2 separate regions of the Mus musculus genome follow, and region 2 is linked to region 1. Evidence: chromatin loops called from intact Hi-C (ENCODE). Cell type or tissue: heart. All regions are shown on one strand. Each heading gives the region's core, and the rest is flanking DNA. Links, peaks and the distances in the headings are about the cores only. Region 1 has its middle 58 kb from the start of Qpct. Region 2 has its middle 48 kb from the start of Rmdn2.

The links. A loop is a pair of places that touch in the nucleus more often than their neighbours do. Peaks named below come from ENCODE experiments on the same cell type or tissue, not always from the same donor. Only the 100,000 strongest peaks of a DNase experiment are listed, where the experiment ranks them.
Region 2: a loop joins it to region 1, with 7 times the contacts of the local background. A loop is called at or near these places in 26 of 42 quality-filtered maps.

Annotation. Positions count from the first base shown.
Region 1 is chr17:79,104,250-79,115,247 of GRCm38, reverse strand. No RefSeq gene overlaps it. Among named protein-coding and RNA genes, the nearest start is that of Qpct, 58 kb to the right of the region's middle. In heart, for the core only: a CTCF peak has its summit at 4,228; no DNase peak of the experiment used is centred there.
Region 2 is chr17:79,561,452-79,572,449 of GRCm38, reverse strand. No RefSeq gene overlaps it. Among named protein-coding and RNA genes, the nearest start is that of Rmdn2, 48 kb to the left of the region's middle. In heart, for the core only: a CTCF peak has its summit at 3,824 (motif pointing right); no DNase peak of the experiment used is centred there.

The sequences.
Region 1 (10,998 bases), core at 3,068-5,567:
CTCTTCCAGGTTTCCAAAATGCCTTTCCAGGCTAGAACCCAGGCTGTGATCTGCTGGCCGGACACAACAAGGCATCACCTCCTAAATCTCTCTAAGCAATGCTACTAGATTGGTACCATGTATTTAAATACAGGAGCCTATGGGGTCATTCCTCATTAAACCACCACAGGCATTAAAATCATAAACAAGAAAAATAGGTGTTAGCCTTTATTCAAATTCTAAAACCTTTCTATTTCAAGTATTGTCAATAAGGGGAAAGGAGTCTGGGAAGATGACTCTGTTGGTAACGTGAACCAACGTTGGTATAGCACACAAACATGAAAACTGAGTTCGAATTCCATCACCCACATCCAAAACGCTGGGGCTCAGTAACAAAAGCCCATATTCCCAGTACTGGGGAAGCAGAGACAGGAAGATCTCCAGGGCTTGTTGACCAGATAGTCTACCCACACTGCAAGTCCCAGCTTCAGTGGGAGATCCGATCTCAAAACCTACAGTGAAACTGATAAAGAAAAGCATGCACATCAACCTCTGGCTCCCATTCACAAAGCACTTACGCACACACTGCACAAGAACAATTCATTATAATTGGGGGGAATCCCTCAAAGATGAGGGCAGGGGAGCATTTGCAACTCATCAACTTCAGAAAATATATTCGGAGTAAGTAAGGACGCATTACTGAACAATGGAAAAAGACCACATAGCCCAGTTAAAACAAGGGCACATAGGGCATGGTGGTGCACATCTTCGATCCCAGCACTCAGGAGCCAGAGGCAGGAAGATCTCTGTGAGTTTGAGGCCAGCCTGAGTATAAATGAAGAGTTTGAGGACAGCCAGGACTACATAGTAAGATCGTGTGTGTGTGTGTGTGTGTGTGTGTGTGTGTGTGTGTGTGTAAACAAGCAAATATAGTAGGCAATATTACACATGATAATCACATGGTGATGCCAATCTCACAGGGAAATACTATTTCTGATCTATTAGGACAGCTGTCATTAAAATAAGAGGTAGTGATGGATGTTGGTAAAAGTGTGGAGAAACTAAAATGATGCGTGTTTTAGAAAACAGTTTGATAATTTCTCTAAAACACTCAACTGTTAACCAGATTACCAAGCAGTTTTACTTTTAGGTATATCCAAAAAGCCTGAAAACATGTATGTATAGAAAAACTCAGAACAAATGTTCAAGATGCTAAATGGACAAAACATAAAAATGATACAATGTCCATCAACTGGTGAGCATTTTATATAATTACAATGGGAAATTGTTCAACAATGAAAAAGAAAGAAAAAAAAGACATTATTTGGCTGGGCGTGGTGGCGCACACCTTTAATCCCAGCACTCGGGAGACAGAGGCAGGCGGATTTCTAAGTTCGAGATCAGCCTGGTCTACAAGGTGAGTTCCAGGACAGCCAGAGCTACACAGAGAAACCCTGTCAAAAAAAAAAAAAAAGAAAGGAAGGAAGGAAGGAAGAGGAAGGAAGGAAGGAAGGAAGGAAGGAAGGAAGGAAGGAAGGAAGGAAGGAAGGAAGGAAGAAAGAAAGAAAGAAAGAAAGAAAGAAAGAAAGAAAGAAAGAAAGAAAGAAAGAAAGAAAGAAAGAAAGAAAGAAAGAAAGAAAGAAAGAAAGAAAGGAAAAAAGAAAAAGCCACTGATACATACTACATACTACACTATATACATACTACATACTATACTATATACATACTACTACATTCTACAACTATATGCTTGGTAAAGAAGCCAGACATTAAAGATCACATATTTTACCACTTCATGTGAATTACATGTCCAAAAATGGACTATTTCTAGAGATAGAAGAACTATCTGTTATGTAAGAGAGGACTGTAAGTAACAACAGCCAGCAAACAGGCAAAAGAGAACTCTTTGGATGATATAAATGTCTCTTAAAACAGGAATTGGGCTTCTTCTAGTGGCTTGTTTCCACCAGCCAGGCCCTACCGCCTACCTTCACAACCTTCAAAATATGAGCCTGTGGGACTTCTCAGAGATAAACCACAGCATTCCACCTCAGGGCCAAACCGCATGACTACCGCATGATGGAAAATACATTCAGTCTAACTTTAAAAGGGTTAACAGTCCCAGCATTGTACAAAAAGCCCAAAGTGTCTTCTGAGACACAAGGCAATGCCTTAGCTCTGAGTCCCTGTAAAATCAAGAAGAAAGTTACATGCTCCAAACCTACAACAGTACAGAGTAAACACTCCCATGCTAAAGGCAGGAATGGGAGACTAGCAATGAAAGGGCAGACCACACAGGTTGCACAAATGAACAGATATACTAAGAAATCATGAAATGAACAACTACAATGAGTGGATTTCTGCTATGCATGTGAATAGGCTACTTATGAATAATTTAAAAGACATCTAGGTTTATAATAACATTGTCTCCCTGTTATTTATTGAATATTATTCCTTTCTGTTAGCTCCTAGACAGCAATTTCGGCACAGGATGTAACACTTATACTGTCAATATCTTGCAGTCACCTCCATTCTGTGAGGCAGGTATAGTTATACCCAGCCTTCTGAGGAAGAAACTGAGGCACAGAGCTTAAAGAACCTGGTCAGTCTCAGAGACCGTCTGTAAGCAGCACAACTACAAGTCAATTTCAGGTCTGCCTAAGCCTAAAGCACAGAACCAGGCCTGAACACCCTGCTGCTAGGCTAAAGAATGAACCAGGTATCAGCTAATAATATTTTTGTTCTGGCAAAAAAAAAGGGGGGGGGAGAGTGGTTGCCTAGCAACAAAGGTCAAAATTTCGAAACACATTTTCTGGTCTCTGTAAGGCCAGTCCCAGGGTTTGAAGACCTTTGTTGCTGTCATAAGACAAGTGACTTGAACACTCAGCTCACATGGGTCAACCTATTCTCTTTAGCCAAGGCTTCTAATTTGTCCAGTCAGTCCCAGTGCAAATGAAATGGGTGTCTACAGTTGGTATGCCCACGTGAATATCCCAGGAAGATCTTATAAACACAATTCTTAGAAACCCATGTCCAGGTGGTTAATAAAGAGCTTTGGTATTGTAGATTTATTTTTTTTTAACAAAGATGGGGAAATTGTTAAAGTCATACACTTCAAAGATAAGTGTGCTTGCGCCTGGAGATAGGGCTCAGCAGTTAAGATCATTGTATGGGCTTCCAGAGGTCCTGAGTTCAATTCCCAGCAACCACACAGGGGCTCACAGCTATCTATAATATGATCTGATGCTCTCTTCTGGTATGCAGGTGTACATACAGATAGAAAAATATATTTTTTCTTTTTTTAAAAGGTAAATGTCCGGATCTGAATTCTGCTTCAGCATAGCATGCGCTCATCAAATTTCTCATCGTTGTGACAAAACACCATAAAGAAACATCTTAAGGGAGAAAAAACATGTTGAACTCCAGTTGCCAGAGGTGTTGGTTCTCCGTGGCACAGCGAAGGCGTGGTAAAAGCTGAGTAGACACACCTTGGCAGTCCAGGAAAGCCAGCAGTAGCTTGGCTTGCTATTTCTTTCCTCTTCTTATTCCATCTGGGCCTTCAGACCGTGGGACAATGTCACCCACACTCAGGTTCATCATTCCCTCTCCACTAAGCCATCCTGAAAATGTCCTTACAGATACATTAAGACGTGTGCCTCGGTCTCCCCGGTGACTCTCAATCTAAACACATCAACAACAGCGATTAACCATCTCAATACTTGTACCATGTTAACAAGTTAACCTCTCCAAGACTCAGTTTCCTTATTTAGAAAGGAGGCTGTCTAAAATAGATATCTCTATAAGGTTATCAATTTTTAATTATAGGATGCTTCAAGAATACACTCATTAGGCAAAAGCGAATGTCTTTCCCCTCTCCTTGTGCGTGTGTGCGTGTGTGCGTGTGTGAGTGTGTGTGTGTGTGTGTGTGTGTGTGTGTGTGTATGATGCATGTGTACACATTCCTAGAGAGCCTTGCAGGCTGTGCTGACTGACTGTATTTCTCTCAGTAGCAGGTCAGCACCACATAGGCTGCTGGGTTGGATACAATCAGCAACACATAGAAAAGAAAAATAGCCAAGCCCTCGGGCACTCGGGGTTGTGACCCTTGGGAGAGACTTCAAATTTTATATTTGAACTCTATTGACTTACTAACAATGCATTCTCCCACAGCCCTTCAAAGATGATCCTGAAAATAAATGGATAAAGAGCTGCAAGAAGAAACATGAGGCAAAGTCGACACCTACTGGCAGCCTGAGGTTCATGCAGAAAGCAGTCATCCCGGAGTTCAGTTGCCCTAAACCCAGATGAACCCTGAATGCGAATTGTCACCCTTTTATGTGTGAAGTCTACTGTCAAGGAAACAGAGATCTGGACAAAGGTTTATATGCAAAACTTCATCAGGTATTGTTTATTTATGAAAGTAAAATATTAGAAATACTGAGGGAGATTAAAATAAATACACTCTGATTTATTCCTGCAATGGACTACCATGGAGCCATTAAAAACTGTTTTCAAATCATTTATTAACATACAATGTTCTTTAAAATAATTCAAGAAAGGATATTATATGTGCAAAGTATGGATAGGATAATGATTGACAGTAAAATTTATATGAATAGGAAAAGATTATATATATATTCTATGTATACACACATATACACATATATATACATATACATATGTATATATTCATATATATTCATTCATAGGAAGAAATCTAAGAAGGCCAAGAGCTCAGAGTCCGAGTGCTTGTCTGGCATGTACAAGGCCTGAGTCCAATGCATATCTCTGCAAAAGGAAAAGAAAAGAGGGAATGGAGGGAGAGAAATATTACTGTTTTCTTATTTCTATACCTCTATACTTTTCAAACTTACTGTAATAACTGCATTGCTTTAGAAAATATTAAAGAGCAATAAATAAGAACTTTTCAGCCGGGCGTGGTGGCGCATGCCTTTAATCCCAGCACTCGGGAGGCAGAGGCAGGCAGATTTCTGAGTTCGAGGCCAGCCTGGTCTACAAAGTGAGTTCCAGGACAGCCAGGGGTATACAGAGAAACCCTGTCTCGAAAAACCAAAAAAACAAAAAAACAAAAACAAAAAAACAAAAAAACAAAAAAAAACCAACAAAACAAAACTTTGTGAAGCAATCATTTCAATGACTTTAAAAAAAAAAAAGAATAGTAGCTATAAAAAACGAAGGAGCGGTGGTGTTAAAGATCCGAGGTGGACTACTGGAGCTCCGCCTCGGGAGCTGCCTCAGAGGGGCCAAACAAAAGCGGAGTCTGGTCCTCATGGCCGTGCTAACTGCATCTTGACTTCCTAATTTAGCAGACAAAGTTAGAAAGTAAGGGCAGCAGGAGCAGACACGCAAGGCAGCATCAGTATTGCTCCTAGGAAGCCCGCCCAGAGGATGTTCTCAGATGCTAGTGGCAGCCTATTGGTATCACCTGTGTGGAGGGTTTTCTTCTGTCCTTGGCTGTGCGTAAAAAGTCTGCTCACCAGAGTAGATTAATCCAACTCTGTCTCTTCGGTGAATGTCTGACTCATTTCTCCCCCGGAGTATTTCAAGGTCCTGGCTCTTACACACACCAGCAAGTCACTACACTCCTCTGATCTTTACCAGTCTCATTGTTAAACGTGACAAGAGCCTCGCAGCTGACTGTGGATGCCACCTTTATATAAAATACCGTCCCTTGAAAGTAACCCCAACCAAAATGCTAACCAAAACTACAATTAGATTCTAGACCACCCCTGTCAGAATGGTTATCACTAAAATAGCAACCGAAAGCTGACAAGCATGGTGTAGAGGGAAAGTGTGAAGTTCTCTGACCATTCGAGACATCAGGAGGTGGTTCCTCAGTAATTCCTAATATAGAATTACTATATGATCCCAGCTATGTTTTCTTTTCTAGAAATGTACCCAAAGGAGACTAAATTAAAATACTACAGAACCACTTATCTGTCCATGTATATCGAAACACTATTTACTATCGCCAAGTTATAGGACCAGATTACAATGTTCATCGATAGATGAATAGTAAAGAAAATGGGTATAAATAATGAAGCCATGACATCTTCAGAAAAAATGGATGGAACTAGGGATGATAAGGGAAATAGGTCAGTTACAGAATTATGATAAATATTTCATGTTCTTCACATGTAGAGTGTGTGTGTGTACATGTGTGTAGGGAGAGAGGGAGTAGACTAGAAGAGGGAAGGGGAACGAGAGAAATAAGAAAGGGCAGAGAAATACATGAGACATGAAAGAGGAAGGGACAAGTGTTGAGGGGAAAAGGGGGAGAGAGTTGTGTGTGAATAAGAACAAAGAATGCAGTGTGTTTATAAAATTCATATTGAAACCCATTCCTTTGTTATCACATGAAAATTAACAAACAGGAAAGAAAGCAGCCTTGTGTAAGGTCATACTCGTGAGCATCCTTCATGAATAATTAGTGCCAGACATTCTCACACGCTGTTTTTAAAAGTGTTAATTCACCTAATTAAAACCCTGTGAGTGAAATCCCAATATCCACATGAGAGAAAGGAAATATAGCCTGATCAATGTTGAATGTGTTTTATATTGAAGAATCGGGATTTGAATTCAGCCACAAGGCCAAAGGTAAAGCCCTTGAACACTACTCAGAGTGGCCACATGGCTTTTAGGGCTCAACAAATCCCTGCAGAGAATGAGGTTGCAGCTGAGGATATCGTGGCCCAGAAAAACACTGTGATTGGCCCAGACAACTAACAAGAAACACCGCAGACTTCACTTCCAAGGACAGTGAGGCCCCTGCCCCATCTTAAGCCAATGTGGTTCCTTGTTCCGGAGCCTGCACTGGGGTTTCTGCTTCCATTTAGCACCACTTCCCTTGTCTGGTAACCAGAAACTTGAAGTCCACCCTGTTATTCAATGGTCAAATTACATACTCTAAACGGTACTTGGTGAACCTTTGAACTTCTGTGGAAACTGAAGGTCCGCACAATCAAGTTTCCACCACCGTAGGGAACAGAGAGGGGAAGCAGGACATCTCCTGTAGGAAGGGGCCACAGTCATGAAATAAGAAGTCTCTCCAAGACACAGGCAAACCCCAGCTTCGGCATCATAATGAGATCTCCTGGGGCCTTTTCCTCTCCAGCCACCATATCCACAAGGCCAAGCTCTACCTAAGATGATATACTGGCTGGTTTTGTGTGTCAACTTGACACAACTGGAGTTATCACAGAGAAAGGAGCTTCAGTTAAGGAAATGCCTCCATGAGATCCAACTGTAAGGCATTTTCTCAATTAGTGATCAAGGGGGAAAGGCCCCTTGTGGGTGGGACCATCTCTGGGCTGGTGGTCTTGGTTCTATAAGAGAGCAGGCTGAGCAAGCCAGGGCAAGCAAGCCAGTAAAGAACATCCCTCCATGGCCTCTGCATCAGCTCCTGCTTCCTGACCTGCTTGAGTTCCAGTCTTGACTTCTTGGTAATGAACAGCAGTATGGAAGTGTAAGCTCAATAAACCCTCCCCGGCCCCCCACCCAACTTGCTTCTTGGTCATGATGTTTGTGCAGGAATAGAAACCCTGACTAAGAGAAATTGGTACCAGCATAGTGGGGTATTCCTGTGACAACCTGACCATGTTTGGGGGAGGACTGTGGAAGGACTTTGGAACTTTGGGCCAGAAGATCCATTTGGTGTTAAGAGCTCTGTGAGATGTTGTGTAGGAGCTTGGAAGATAATGTTGAGAACAGTGCAGAAGATGGAGGCCAGGCTTGTGAAATTTCAGAGGGAAAATTAAAGACTCTTTTCAGGGCCATTGTTATTTTGTGAAGATTCTGTGGTTCTAATTAGCTGGGGCTGAAGAATCAGCTGTGATTAACAAGATACCAGAACTACTAAAGTGAAACTTTTGTATTACTGGGACTATTGATGCTGGTTAGATGGAGCTAAGAAATTAGCGGTGATTAAGAAGAGACCAGCATCATTGAGGTGACATCTTCTGGGAAGTGTTTTCTGAGAGCACGGTGGCTGTGTTCCAGATATAGCCAAGATTGTACCTTGTGCTGTGGCTGGACTTGGTAATGTGAAAGAGTCACCCAGGTGGTACTAGTTTTGAAGGCATGAAGTGGTCATGAAGAGCAGCTGAGACTCGGCACCGAGAGAGGCCATGGAAGGCCATTGGTGAAGGTGCAGCCTCAGTTGCAATTGATGGCCCAGAACTGAAGGGGTCCTGCAAAGGAGTTGAGGCTTGGCACCATGAAGAGAGCCTATGAGAGGCTGTTGGTGAAGCCTAGTTACAGCAGAAGACAGCAGTGTTTTGGAGATGCCAGTACCACGAGATGACCACCAAGAGCAGCAGCAGCAGTGGAGTACAGGCATCTGGAGCCTGGAGGACGATGCATGTGCTACAAAGGACATGGCTAGAGAAGTGTTCCAAGCCCTTGGAGGAGCCCAGAAGATCTTGAGTTGGATCCCAGACATTGGCCAGTTGGAGTTTAAGATTCTATAGTTCTGGTTAGCTGGGGCTAAAGAAAGCTGTGATTAACAAGATACCAGAACTATTAAAGCAAAACCTTTGCGTTACTGGGACTATTGATGCTGGTTAGCTGGAGATAAGAAATTAGCGGTGATTAAGAAGAGACCAGCATCGTTGAGGTGACATCTTCTGGGAAGTGTTTTCTGAGAGCACAGTGGCTGTGTTCCAGATATAGCCAAAGTTGTACCTTGTGCTGTGGCTGGACTTGGTAATGTGTAAGGGTCACCCAGGTGGTACTGGTTTTGAAGGCATGAAGGGATCACGCAGAACAGCTGAGGCTCAGCACTGTGAGAGGCCATGGAAGGCCATTGGTGAAGGTGCAGCCTCAGTTGCAATTGAAGGCCCAGGACTGAAGGGGTCATGCAGTGTTTTGGAGATGCCAGTACCATGAGATGACCACCAAGAGCAGCAGCAGCAGTGGAGTACAGGCATCTGGAGCCTAGAGGATGACGTGTATGCTACAAAGGGCATGGCTGGAGAAGTGACCCAAGCCCTTGGAGGAGCCCAGAAGATTGTGAGTTGGATCCCAGACATTGGATGGTTGGAGATTGACTTTTGCTTTTGATTGTGACTGTGCTCTGATATTTTCCCTCTTGAAGGAAGAAACTATTTTAGTGGAGCCCACAGTTAAAAGACTTTTAATTATAAAAAGACTTCAGATTTTAAAAGAGATCAATATTTTAAAGAGATTGAAAATTTAAACATTTAAAGTTATTTAGAGCTTGGGGATGAATAAGAATGTAACGGTTGAGGCTTAGTAGTGATGTGTTTGTGTGTCAAGTTGACAAGGGGTCAATTGTACTGGCTGTTGTGTCAACTTGACACAGCTGGAGTTATCACAGAGAAAGGAGCTTCAGTTGAGGAAATACCTCCATGAGATCCAACTGTAAGGCATTTTCTCAATTAGTGATCAAGGAGGAACGGCCCCTTGTGGGTGGGACCATCTCTGGGCTGACAGTCTTGGTTCTATAAGAGAGCAGGCTGAGCAAACCAGGGGAAGCAAGCCAGTAAAGAACATCCCTCCGTGGCTTCTGCATCAGCTCCTGCTTTCTGACCTGCTTGAGTTCCAGTCCTGGCTTCTTTTGGTGATGAACAGCAGTATGAAAGTATAAGCTGAATAAACCCTTTCCTCCCCAACTTGCTTCTTGGTCATGATGTTTGTGCAGGAATAGAAACCCTGAATAAAACAAACGCCAAGTTGGGGAAGTCAGTGAGGGACAGGGTGATGAGAATTTAAGTCAAGGTTCTCTGTCCAGAAGCAGGGGGGTGAAGGCAACTTTGAGCATTCCTGAAGGTTGAGGTCTTGAAACAGCTGACGTGCTCTTCATCCACCACTAAAGGCCATGCCGCCACTGCCCTGCGTCTACAGTGCATCAAAAACCAGAAGTAATTCACCTACACATTTTCTCCTGGAAGTTTTCACGTTTCCTTCCTTTTTAAAAAATATGTCCATGTTTGGGAATTTTTTAAAGTATCTCTTTCCATTATGAAATATTATTAGCCTCTTGGTAACTAATGCAAAAGCAAAGCAAAACAAAAAAGACAGGCGCGTTTGCACACACACACACACACAACTAGAACACTCTAAGTCGCATCTGTTCATAGGATCTACCTAAGGAGGGTGGCCAACTGACATTCACTGAGATTATTTCCTTTTTACCAACGACAATGCGACAGACCCCAGAAGGCTACTGGGTCACCATTATGACCTACAGTGTCCATTCCAATCTCAAATGCCCACGTGGCTCTACTGTCCACCTTTCATTTGAGTCCCATGTCCCTAATTCCACTGCAATTAACTCATTTATCTAGAAAGTTCTCAAATGAGCAAAGCAAAGACCTCCACTTTAGCAGTGTTTACATTTATTTTTAAAACGTTCAAATTTTAAAAATTTTGTTTTTATTAGTGATTCATTAAAATTTAATTTCCAAATTAAAAAAAATAAAAATAATTAAGTAAATCATGCAGTATTTTAGCAGGTGATTAAAGAAAGGATAGAACACAGAAAAATCAAGGTCTCAATTTTAAATTCAGGGCTCAGGGAAGATTTAGCAGCAAGATTACGTTTTCTGACAAGGCTCAGAAGAAGAAAAGTCAAGAAGTATCTTTCTGGGGAGGGGACTTCTCTAGGCAGAGGAAATAGCAGAGTGTTAGGGCACAAGGGGTTGAGTCATCTTAATGGAAATGTCTAGAAAAGTAACTTTCTTCTTGTAGGTTTTAGAAAAAGAACCAAGAAGTTAGGGGAATTTATATTTATATAGTTATATTTAGTGATTTTTAACAACTCTCTTGGTTAAAAATATATAACATCATAAGACATAACAGTAACAAACAAATGTATTATTTGTTGTAAGAAATTTTTCTAAAGAGGGATGTTAGGCAATATTTGGGACCTTTGCTCCCATACCAATAGTTTTTATTGTTGTGCAGGTGACTCTCCTCCCCATTTTAGTTTTTAGCCTGTATTCCCAGGAAACCTTAATGACTCCTATAATTAGGGCT
Region 2 (10,998 bases), core at 2,848-5,347, 460 kb before region 1:
ACAGGACCCCTGCCCCCTGCCATAGACCCAATCATACACACAAAGACACAGACACAGACAAACACACAGACACAGAAACACACACACACACACACACAGAAAGACACAGACACAGACAAAAACACACAGACACACATAGTGAAACACACACACAAAGTCACAGATACACAGAAACACACACACACACACACACACAGAGAGAGAGAGAGAGAGAGAGAGAGAGAGAGAGAGAGAGAGAGAGAGAGAGAGAACATACACACAAAGTCACAGACACAGACAAACACACACACACACACACACACACACACACACACACACACACAGATGCACATGCACATACGCACATACATACCTACACAATGCATGCCTGGGTTGAGTGGAGAAGAAGGACGCTTCCTGTCTAAGGATTTCCACCTCTTTATCTTCTTCCGATACTTCCTTTGGCTAAAGAGAAAATCTTTTCTCTCACATTTCTTACTTCCCAGAGAGGCATTTATTGGTAAGGTCTGAATTTTTCAGATGTTAAAGAAGGAGATCAAAGAATTCAGCCAGGGTGGGCAGTGGTGGTGGCTCATGCCTTTAATCCCAGCACTTGGGAGGCAGAGGCAGGTGGATTTCTGAGTTCAAGGCCAGTCTGGTCTACAGAGTGAGTTCCAGGACAGCCAGGGCTACACAGAGAAAAAACCCTGTCTCAGAAAAAAAAAAAAAAAGAAAAAAAAATCAACCAGTTTTCTCTATGAACAATGCCTGGTTTTCAAGCTTTGTGCTTTGATACCAAATCATATTTTGAGTCACCAATGTTGTTATTCAAATGTGATTTTTCATACTTTACATTCCTGCTATCAACAATATTAATCCTAGAGACAGACACATTTCAGGCCACCTAGGAAGAAGAGCATATACCCTAGAAAGAGAAAAGTACCCTGGGACTTGAGGGGCTCTTTCTTCACAGATCTTTGTCAGCTGACTTCCACAGAAGTTCCACAGTGCACTCCACAAACTGGGCTTTGCCTGCTACATGTTTGGATAGCAGTGGCTGCTCAGGTTGCAATGCTCTCCCAAGACTCTCTGTCTCGGTTGTCTGTCATGATCAGTCTTTCCCGACTAATACTCTAGCTTCAGAGGGTCTGGACTTTGCTCTTTAATCCCTCTCTGCCCTTTCCCACCAGAGACACCACAGGAAGTCTTTGGTTTCTAAATGGTCTGTAAGTGTAGCATTTCAAACCCAGAACTCATTTTTTTCCCTACAGAGAGAATATTATAAGTATGTGTTGGGTCTCCAGGTCAACCCACAAAGGCTCATTCAACTCCTAATACAGGTAATGTATTTTCCCTTTGCTCTTTAATATATCCTAGAGCAATAGAATGTCTGAGCAAAAATGGAATTTAGAACTTCATGCTATATACTGGTTTGTCAGTGTATTCTGTTACAAATGCCCACAGTCCATCTCTTTAGATATTAAGTAGGGTCCTGCAGTTCAGCCTGGAAATCCAGTTATATTTTCAAACAATATAAATCATATTGTCATAAATATAGAAATGGCCTTGCCACAGACAACTTTATTTTGGCTACTTTTCTTTACATGTTCTGAGGCACACTGTAAAACCAGACTGTTTGTCTATCATGTCTGTATGTCTATATGCACAGACATGGCCAGCACTTACATGTACCTTAAGTTGTAGGATCATGGAGCACCCTAAAGGAAACAAACAAACAAACTCTCAGATATGACAACTCACAATGAAAGGACTGCCTCTTGGTGTTTGTTGAGCCAAATGTACCTCTGTGATGGGGCACCCTGATGCTTTCTCCCTCTTTCTGAGAGAATTCTTGCCAGAACATGCCCCCCTCATGTCATCAGCTCCTTGCTCATTGGTCCACAGAGATTATTCTGAGCCTGTCCTTCTTGGTATCTAAGCTTTGCTGTTTTTCTATGGCAGTTCTTATTAGCTTATTTGGTAGATTCCTTGCTACCACTTGGGTACCCTCACTGACTCCAAAAGCCACAGTGGTGGGCTTTTCTCTCTTTTTCTTTGTTTTACCATTCATACCTAGAACACTTTCTACCTGGCACGTAGGAGTGTTAGGGCTGAGAAAGCAGTGCCTCTCGTTATGGTGTTTTGGCATGATGAGGATTATAAACTACTGAAGGACACTAGGAGGCCTTAGACTTAGAGGGACAGTCTCTATGACTCTCTCCTGCTCTACTGTCTCCAAATCCTCTCGCCTAAATCAAGTCACAGGAATTGGGGTTGTTGTCCTCTAAAGCAAGTCATAACATCTGGAAAGGTAATTTTCTTTCTCCTCTTCCTTGCAGACTCTGATTACCCAAGAGGAAAGGGTGCTTCATGCTAGGCCAAGAAGGATCAGGACAGACCTTTTTTGCTGGCTGCCTACTTGATATCAGTCTACTGGTGTCAGATTATATTCTGTTCTCCAATCAGATTTACACACAACTGACTCCAATACCTGGAGGAAGCAAAGAAGAAGAAGAAAAGGAGGAGGAGAAGGAAGAGGAGCAGAGAAGAAGAGGGGGAAGGAAAAGGAGGGGGAGGGGAGCAGGAGGAGTAGGAGGAGAAAGAGGAAGTGGGGAAAGAGGAAGAGGAGGAGGAAGAAAAAACATTTTTTCCTGAGTCCTTGAGTTTCATTATCAAAGCTTCCACCCCCCATATTTTATTAAATAGACATTTGGTGCTTCCTTTCTTTAAGCCTGTTTGCTGTTGGTACAGAAGTGTCAGCCATGACCCTTTATGATGAAGAAAGTCTCACACCTGTCTACCCTGTGATCACAAATCTCCATTGTCCATTTGATGGGACTTAGAATCACATGATACTAAAAGTCTGCCTGTGCCTACGAGGGAGCTTCTGGACTAGGTTAATTGAAGTGGGAAGACCGGCTCTAACTGAGGGCACCATCCTCCCATGGGCCTGGCTCTGAATGAATATGACGGAGAACAGGACATGAGGACCAATGTCCAGCTGTCTGTGTTTCCTGGCTGAAGATGCAATGTCACCAGCTGCCTCTGGCCCCTGCCTCTCTTCTCTGCCTTGATGAACTATTTTAGAGGATTCCCGGACTTATTCTTTTAATAACACAAGTAAGCAAACTTAGACCAAATCTGCAATATGGTTCACTTATCCAAGTACAAAGGTCAGAATTCATACTAACATGTAAAAAGCAAGTCTTCGTTGGAGGACCTGAGGTGAGCATGCCCTGGGATTTATGAGGTGGGTATTCTGAGTCCTGTTTTGTGATGTAACGTATGAGATGAGAATAACTGTGGAACCAGGTGAATAACTGGACCTACTCCCAGCCTTAGCTTAGCTACATCATCCTGGCATTGGCACCTGCCATCTTAGAGACTATCCATCTCTCAGATGGCTGAGAAGAAGGCTCCTGGCATAGTCTGGCATCTACCATCCTCCCAAGCAGACACCATATTACTCTAGAAGTTTTTGTTATGCTTGCTTTGGAAGTAAATTTTACCCATTGTTTAGTTAGCAAAACCACTTCCTAAGTATAATTGTTCAAGTCTTACAGATGTGAAGGCTGTGCCTAAGAGAAAATGTGTAGCTATTGAGCTGTTCCCTGAGTTTATTTTTATTTTAATTAATACTGCTTCCAAAGGTGGAGGTCTGCAACATTACATAATTACGAATGACTATATGACTATATGACTATACAGGTTGCTTAAGGATATAATACAAAATAAAACCATGACTAAGAATCTATATTTATTAATAAGTCCCAGATCATGAAATTGCTTTTCCCTTCCTAAACCCAGATATTCAATGACAAGTTGCTACTTCCTAATTTTAGTACTTGACAGTAGATGGCACTGCTGATTGTCAAAAGATACAAACATTTCCCTGTATATACCAATCTCTTCTTTTTTAGCCATTAAAAAAACCATCAGAACAAAACACACACACACACACACACACAAATGGTATAAAAGTAAATATTTTTATTCCAATGAGAGGTTAAAATTAAGCACATAATTGAGCTGGACATTTATGTGAGTTATGCATAGTTTATTTGAGATGCTAGGAGAAACCATAGTATGATCAGCGGCTCTCAATCTGTGGGTTGCAATCTCCTTGGCAAACCTTTATCTCCAAAAAATGTACATTATGATTTATAACAGTAACAAAATTACAGTTATGAAATACCAACAAAAAATTTTTTTTGGTTGAGTGTCACCACAATCTGAGGAGCTATAGAAGAGGGTCACAACATTGGGAAGGTTGAGAAGTGGGTACAAGTTCTCATTATCAAGAGTAAAAGTAAAATTTCATTACCAACACAAGCAATTTATTTCTGTACCATAACTTTAGGAAAAAAATGGATATTATCACAACTGAATTTAGTTGTCAAGAACAAACCAGAAAATAAAACGAAAGCACTCACCCATGGGCTCTGGAGTCTTCCAGATGGCATACAAGGATGCAGTGTGTAAAATAAGAACAAAACAAATACGTGACCTGAACTTTGGGTAAGTCACTCAGTGTTTCATGACAGGGGTCTCTCATCTGTAGACAGAACTGCTTATCTCTTGACCAATTTACATGACAATTGCAAGGATCAATTAATTGTAACATTGTAGCTTAAAATATTATATGTCATTGGTGGAACAGATCCTGTATTGGTTACTTTTCTAGTCACTGTGACAAAATGTCTGACAGAAGCAACTTAAGGAAGGAAAGACTTATTTCAGCGCATGATTTCAGTCCATCATGGCAGAGAATTATGGTGGACCCACTCACCGTACAGCTGGATGGAAAGTGCATCGCAGACCAGAACCAGAACCAGATATAATTGTAGGGTATAAGGTCTTAACCCATTTCCTCTTGAAAATTCTTAACAGAACTCCACCAATCCCTCAGCATAAAAGTCCTCTAATCCATGAGCACGAAAACCAACCAATCTCAGAGCACAAAAACGCGCTAATTCCCCTCATTGTGAAATCCCACCAATCCCTGGTCTTGCTCCGAGTACAGGACTTGAAACCTCACTAGTTCTCACTCTGCAAATCTCTACCCCGGGGAACTCCTCCCCGTCAAGCCCTATATAAACCTGACTCCTGCCCCATTCCCTGCTGCATCTATCTGCCCACAGCCCAGCAGAGGTAGCCACCTCGTGTCTTTCCCAATAAATCTCGTCTGTGAGGTTTGTTGTGTGGTGTGACTTGGTGGATATTTCTTGGCTCCAAGATGCCAGGGTACCTTCCTTCTCTGAGCTGTAATGTTTCCATCAGAGAAACCTTCCCTTTAGAACTATTACCTTCTCCTTCCTCTTAGAGCTATGACACCTTCATCAGAAAGCCCGCCCACCCCCCACCCCCTCCACCCCACTAGAGCTATAACATCTCCATAGAAGCTTTTGCTTTAGAGCCTTGTCACCTCTACCAGAAAAGCTTTTCCCCACAGAGCTGTAACACTTAAAATAACCTTCCAGGCTTGCCTCTAGTAAATGCCCGCTGCCAGCAAGGTCCAACAACCAACGTTTCCATAACGTCCCACAACAGCACCCACTAGCCAGGGGTGGAATCTTCTCTAGAGAATAGTTCATATTAAACCATAACAGACGCCACAAAGCATCTTAAAGCTCTCTGTGGGCTTTCAGGAAAGGCATAGCTAATGACTGTAGTTCTCCACTATTTCCTATTCAGAGTTAAGTCTTGTAATCTTTACCTCCCCCTTTCCCCCCCCACACACCCCAGCATCCCAGGGCCAGTCTTAGCTTCTCAGATCTCACCAGGTAGGACCTGTTACATGTTCCATTACTTGGTCAGGAGTTAAGGGACCTAGATTTCCTTGTTATTGAATGTTGCTTTGCCAGCTTTTTGCTTAGATCAGTGGTTCTCGACCTTCTTAATGCAATGATCCTTTAATACAGTTCCTCATACTATAGTGACCCCCAACTGTAAAATTATCTTTGTTGCTACTTCATAATTGTATTTTTTGCTGCTGTTATGAATTGTAACATAAATATATGCTATGCAGGATATGCAACCATGTGGAAGGGTCGTTTGATCCCCAAAGGGGTTGCAAATCACAGGTTGAAAACCACTGGCTTAGACAGATTGATTCTATCAGTATTTGCTTAGAAAGAACTCTACCTGGCTTCCTCAAAGGTCACCACAGTATAGCCCTGTATCCCAAGAGATGTTTCTTTAGGACCCTAACACATTTGTGATTAGAGTTGATTGGGTGGCTTGCAGAATAAACCTGGTTTTTGTAGTTTGATTTATTTTTGTTTTCTTTCTTACAGCTGCAGCTTAGCTTTCTCCCTGTAGGCTACAAAATGAAGAATACTCCATTTTAGTCTTTCTGGTATCAAAAGGTTGAGCCAAACTACTGACTAGCCCTTTTGCCATCTTGAAAGCTTTTCATACAGGGACAGGGAGGAAAGATTGAAGGGGGTGGGGGAGGGGGGAGGGGGAGGGAGAGGGGAAGGGGGAGGAGGATTTTGGCAGAGAGAGACTGGGCTGGGGGCCTGTAGGCCACGAGGCTTTGCACTCTGAAGCCTCCCCTGCCAAGACAGCAGCTGGGGTGCGGCCTCCTCCTCTTTCCCTCACTGCCCACTATGGGGAAGGCTGGCAAGGAGCTGGGCTCCAAGTAACAGTACGTTTAATAGGAAGCAAATGTTTCTCCACGGAGGAGGTGTTTCCTCCTCAGAGAAGTTACAAAGAGCCCTTTCAGAGAAAAGAAGGCAGGCAGAGTGTGTGGCCACCTTGCTCTCTGCCCTGTGTAGCCCTGTACGAAGCCAGGGCTCTCTTTCTCTCCTCAATCGGACAATGTCAGAGGTGGGCAGAGACATGCGAAGCTCTGTCCCTTTGTTTACACCATATAAGAACATTCTTGAAGTTCCGGGGGGGGGGGGGTCATTGTGAAACCATGCTTTCTTTCTGTGGCTCCTGGTACTCAACAGCTTGTGGGTTTACTTTGTAGCCTCTTGATGGATCTTTATCAGAATCTCTTCATTTTCTGGCCACCCTCCAACCCCACCCCCAGTTCTTATATGAGGCTACTGAGTCTCTGCCTCTTCTTTTCATATCAGAGTTTATTCTTATTAAACCCAAAGCTAAACCCTTGGTCTTATATTCTCCACTGACCAACCTGCCTTTCTCTCATTGCACTAAGAGACTCACCCCAATCGAAACAGTGACAAGTGCAATTTCCAAAGTGCACAGCCTCAGGAGACCCTCGTGGGGGTGAACACACTCAGCTGGATTGGGTCCTTGGGTGAAAGTGAAGAAACACCCTGACAGGATAAGCAGAAGGCCTTAATCTTGGATGTGCACAACTCAAGGAAAAGGGCCGAAGGTTCAGCAGTGCAGAATCAAGAAGAAAGCATGGTTGTACCAATTCAGGGCAAGAAGAGAGAAGAAGGGAGAAAGATGTCATTTGTATGTCGTTAACTGATTGTAATCTTCCTGTCTTCTTGTCCACTGCCTAGCTCCTCCCTCGGGTAGAAGCAACATGAGGTCAGGGCCTTTGTTTGTTTGTTTGTTTGTTTGTTTTCTCCCTAATTTCCTGGACTCCAGAACAGCAGCTACACAGAGGTAGCTCCGGATAAATATTTGCTGAATGAGTGTCAGACACTGCTGAAAGTACCAGCAATTGCAAAGATTAAGCATCCCAGATGTTAGCTATTTATCCTTGATGGAAATAGATATGTTTGGCTCCTCTTCTGGCTATTCTCACCCTCTCCTGACCTTTGTAGGATCTGGATGATATGCTTTCACAGTACGGAGCTAACAGGAAGAGCAGGGCCAGGTGCTCTGTTGCCAGAGAAGGGATGGCAACAGTGACAAACGAGAATGGAGGTTTCAGGAAGGGGACACATGGTACTCACAGATAATGGTTCACATCATGATCAAAGGAGATCTCAGAGAGGCTGATAGTACCATTATCTATGGCCAGCTTCCCTGAGGAGAAAGGGGAGAGTCCCAGGAGGATTTTTAGAACTACTCTATGCCTTCAGACTCTGAGACACCAAAGGAGACCCGTGTCCAGGTCAGAGAGAAGAGCTTAGTAGTTAGAGATCTGGGCACAAAAATCACAAAAGTCTTTGTTGTGTATCCTTAGCATTCCCAAGCCTTCTCTTGTTTCCAAGTCTAGTGGCTGCCTTTGAAATGGCACTTCCAGGGACTGAAGGTCCAGAGAGAGGGTGGGAGTGAGGTAGAACAGAGAAGGTATGAAAACACGCCAGGACGGATGGGTGGAGGTAGAAGATGACATTTCTGCACTTCCAAGGGAGGTGCTGAGCTGTCTTGTAACTCCTCCCTGGGCTCTGCTGCAAGCATTCAGTAATTCAACCTATTGCCTGTTTCTAACAGAATTCTTTGTGGGGGTGGTGGCAGTCGTGGAAATGGTTGGTTTCGCTGGAATTCCATAGCTCTCTGGATGAGCTATGTGTAGAAAAGCATGTACTAAGAGTTTAGGGCCAGTTGTGCTGGCCTTAATTGTCCTATGGCATGCATTGGGGTCACAAAGGTTAATGCTATGATAGGACACAGGCCTGCCAGCCAGCTGGGGCTGCCACTTACTTTCCATGCTCTTGTTAAGCCCCTCCCTCACTGTCAAGGCAAAACACCATGGAAAACAAACTTTAGAGCCCCTGTCCACTCCCCTCCCATCTCAGCTTTTAACCCCTAGTTCTTAGCCACAAGGGTTCCTGGGTCCAGCTGATCTCTACAGGGCTGGAGAGCTTCCATTACAGAATCTTAGGAAAGTGCATATTACACACTGTAGTATGTTGGTGGGCATGGGGAGGGGATGCAAGCTTTTGTCTTCTGATGAGAAAAACTGGACAACGAAGCAACTGGCTCAGTGGGCTGCAGAGGGGGAAGGGACAGAAAGAGTGGAGACTCAGGACCAAAACTAAGTCGCTTTGGAGAAGGACTTAAGCTGAATTCCATGTGAATGAGATGCTGTGCATAGTCTATTTTTAGATCCTGGAGCATTTCTAAGAGGTAGAGCGAGATGGTTTGGCTGTGTTAAAAGACAAGTAATTACAGTCATTTATGGGCTCTGCTGCTTAGCATCCTCGGCTGATCATCCTCCAGGCTGGATTGCCCCTCTCGTGATTATCTGCCACCATTTCTTTTGTTGTCAGTTTTATTTGATTGCAACACCTGCTCATAAAGATTCTCCTTCTCCTTATGCAGCTTAGTGAGCAACTCAGAACAAAAGGAAAGCAGTTTAGGGATGGTTAGGGGTGCTGTCTGAGAAGAAAGAGAAGCAAACGCCTGCGTGTGCTGTAGAGTTATTTTTTAGTATTTGGGGTGAATACTGATTGGATAAAGCCATTAAAATGCTAAGAATTTTGTTGTTTTTGCAGCTTCCTGTATTCCGCTTTCCTATCATTACTACCATCTTATGTATGTATGTATGTATGTATGTATGTATGTGTGTATGTGTGTGTGTGTATACACATGCATACAAGCATGTATACACACACACACACACACACACACACACATACACACACACACACACACATAGTTCTTTGGTCCATGATAGCTTTAAAAGTTTAAAAAGTGCAACTTTTAAGGTACAAACTCATCTGTTGTTTTACCCATGGTTCTTTGGACATGACAAACGTTGTTTTCCCTTCTAAAAATATATCTGAAAGTTAAAATGCTGCTGGGGTCACTCAAGAAACCTGTGTCATATCAAGCACTGATCAGAACAAAAGGTTGTAGTATGTCAAAGTTAAATGGCCTTGTTTTTGTAGCTTGAAAAATGTATGTTGGGCTGGAGAGATGGCTCAGCACCTAAGAGCACTATCTGCTCTTCCAGAGACCCCTAGTTCAATTCTCAGCAACCACATGGTGGCTCATTACCATCTGTAATGAGATCTGATGCCCTTTTCTGGTGTGTCAGAATATAGCAACCGTATACTCATACATATAATAAATCAGAAAGAAAGAAAGAAAGAAAGAAAGAAAGAAAGAAAGAAAGAAAGAAAGAAAGAAAGAAAGAAAGAAAGAAAGAAAGAAAGAAAAGAAGTAAAGAAAATGTGTGTTTACTGCACTGGAGCCATGCTTTGAAAAGTAGTGTTTCATAGGTACATGTAGACATGTTGTTCTTTGAATAATTTGGAGAAAAGTAGGCCAATGTGGCCCTGATCCTTTCCCCAGAGCACCCTGCCACTATCTTTGTGCAAGGGTGACAACCTGGAGCCATGAGTCAAGGCTTCTCTGGCAACAGTAAGAATTTAGACAGAACTGCATATAGAAAAGGGGGAAGTGGAGTTGAATAGCTTAGTTCCTATATAATTTCATTAATGTCCAGCCAGCCAACACTTGGAATTGTCATATGGATCAGCACAGAACTGTTGATCAGATGAATGTATTACTGAAAACAAAAAACATACCAAGTCCTCTGACGTGGCAGCAAGCAGGAGATAAAAATCAGATTCTGGTCAGAATGTGGACAAGTTATACTGATCACCACCCAACCAAACCAAGACAAAAACAAAGACAAAAAAAATCCAGGAATCAGGAAATAAAATAAACCTAGGTAAGTGTAAGGCATGGGGCCTGTTCATCCCTGAGGAAGAAGTTAGATGTTGCTTTTCTAGCTTCCCTCGCAGCTATTTTCATGTGATCTAGACTCCCTGACTACAGTCAACCACACAAGGCTGGGATTTGGAAACTATGGAAATGAAGACACGTGCTTGTGCTGCAGCTACTCTGGGTACTGTGACATCCAGCAATTCAGGAACAGGCAGGGAGTATCCTGATCTTGGAGTTGGAGAGATTAATTGAAGTACCATGGGAAGTAGAACATTGACTTCCCAAAGAGATCCATGTCCAAGTTTCCCCAGTACCAGAATATGTACTTCAAATAGACAAAGGTGAGGATTTGGGGGTTGAGAGGCTCTACTGTATTATCTGGGTGGCACTGATAAAAGAAGGATGCCAGCATCCCTTAAGACCTAGATAAGGCAAAGAAAATCCTATGCACCCAGAACTGTCTGAAAA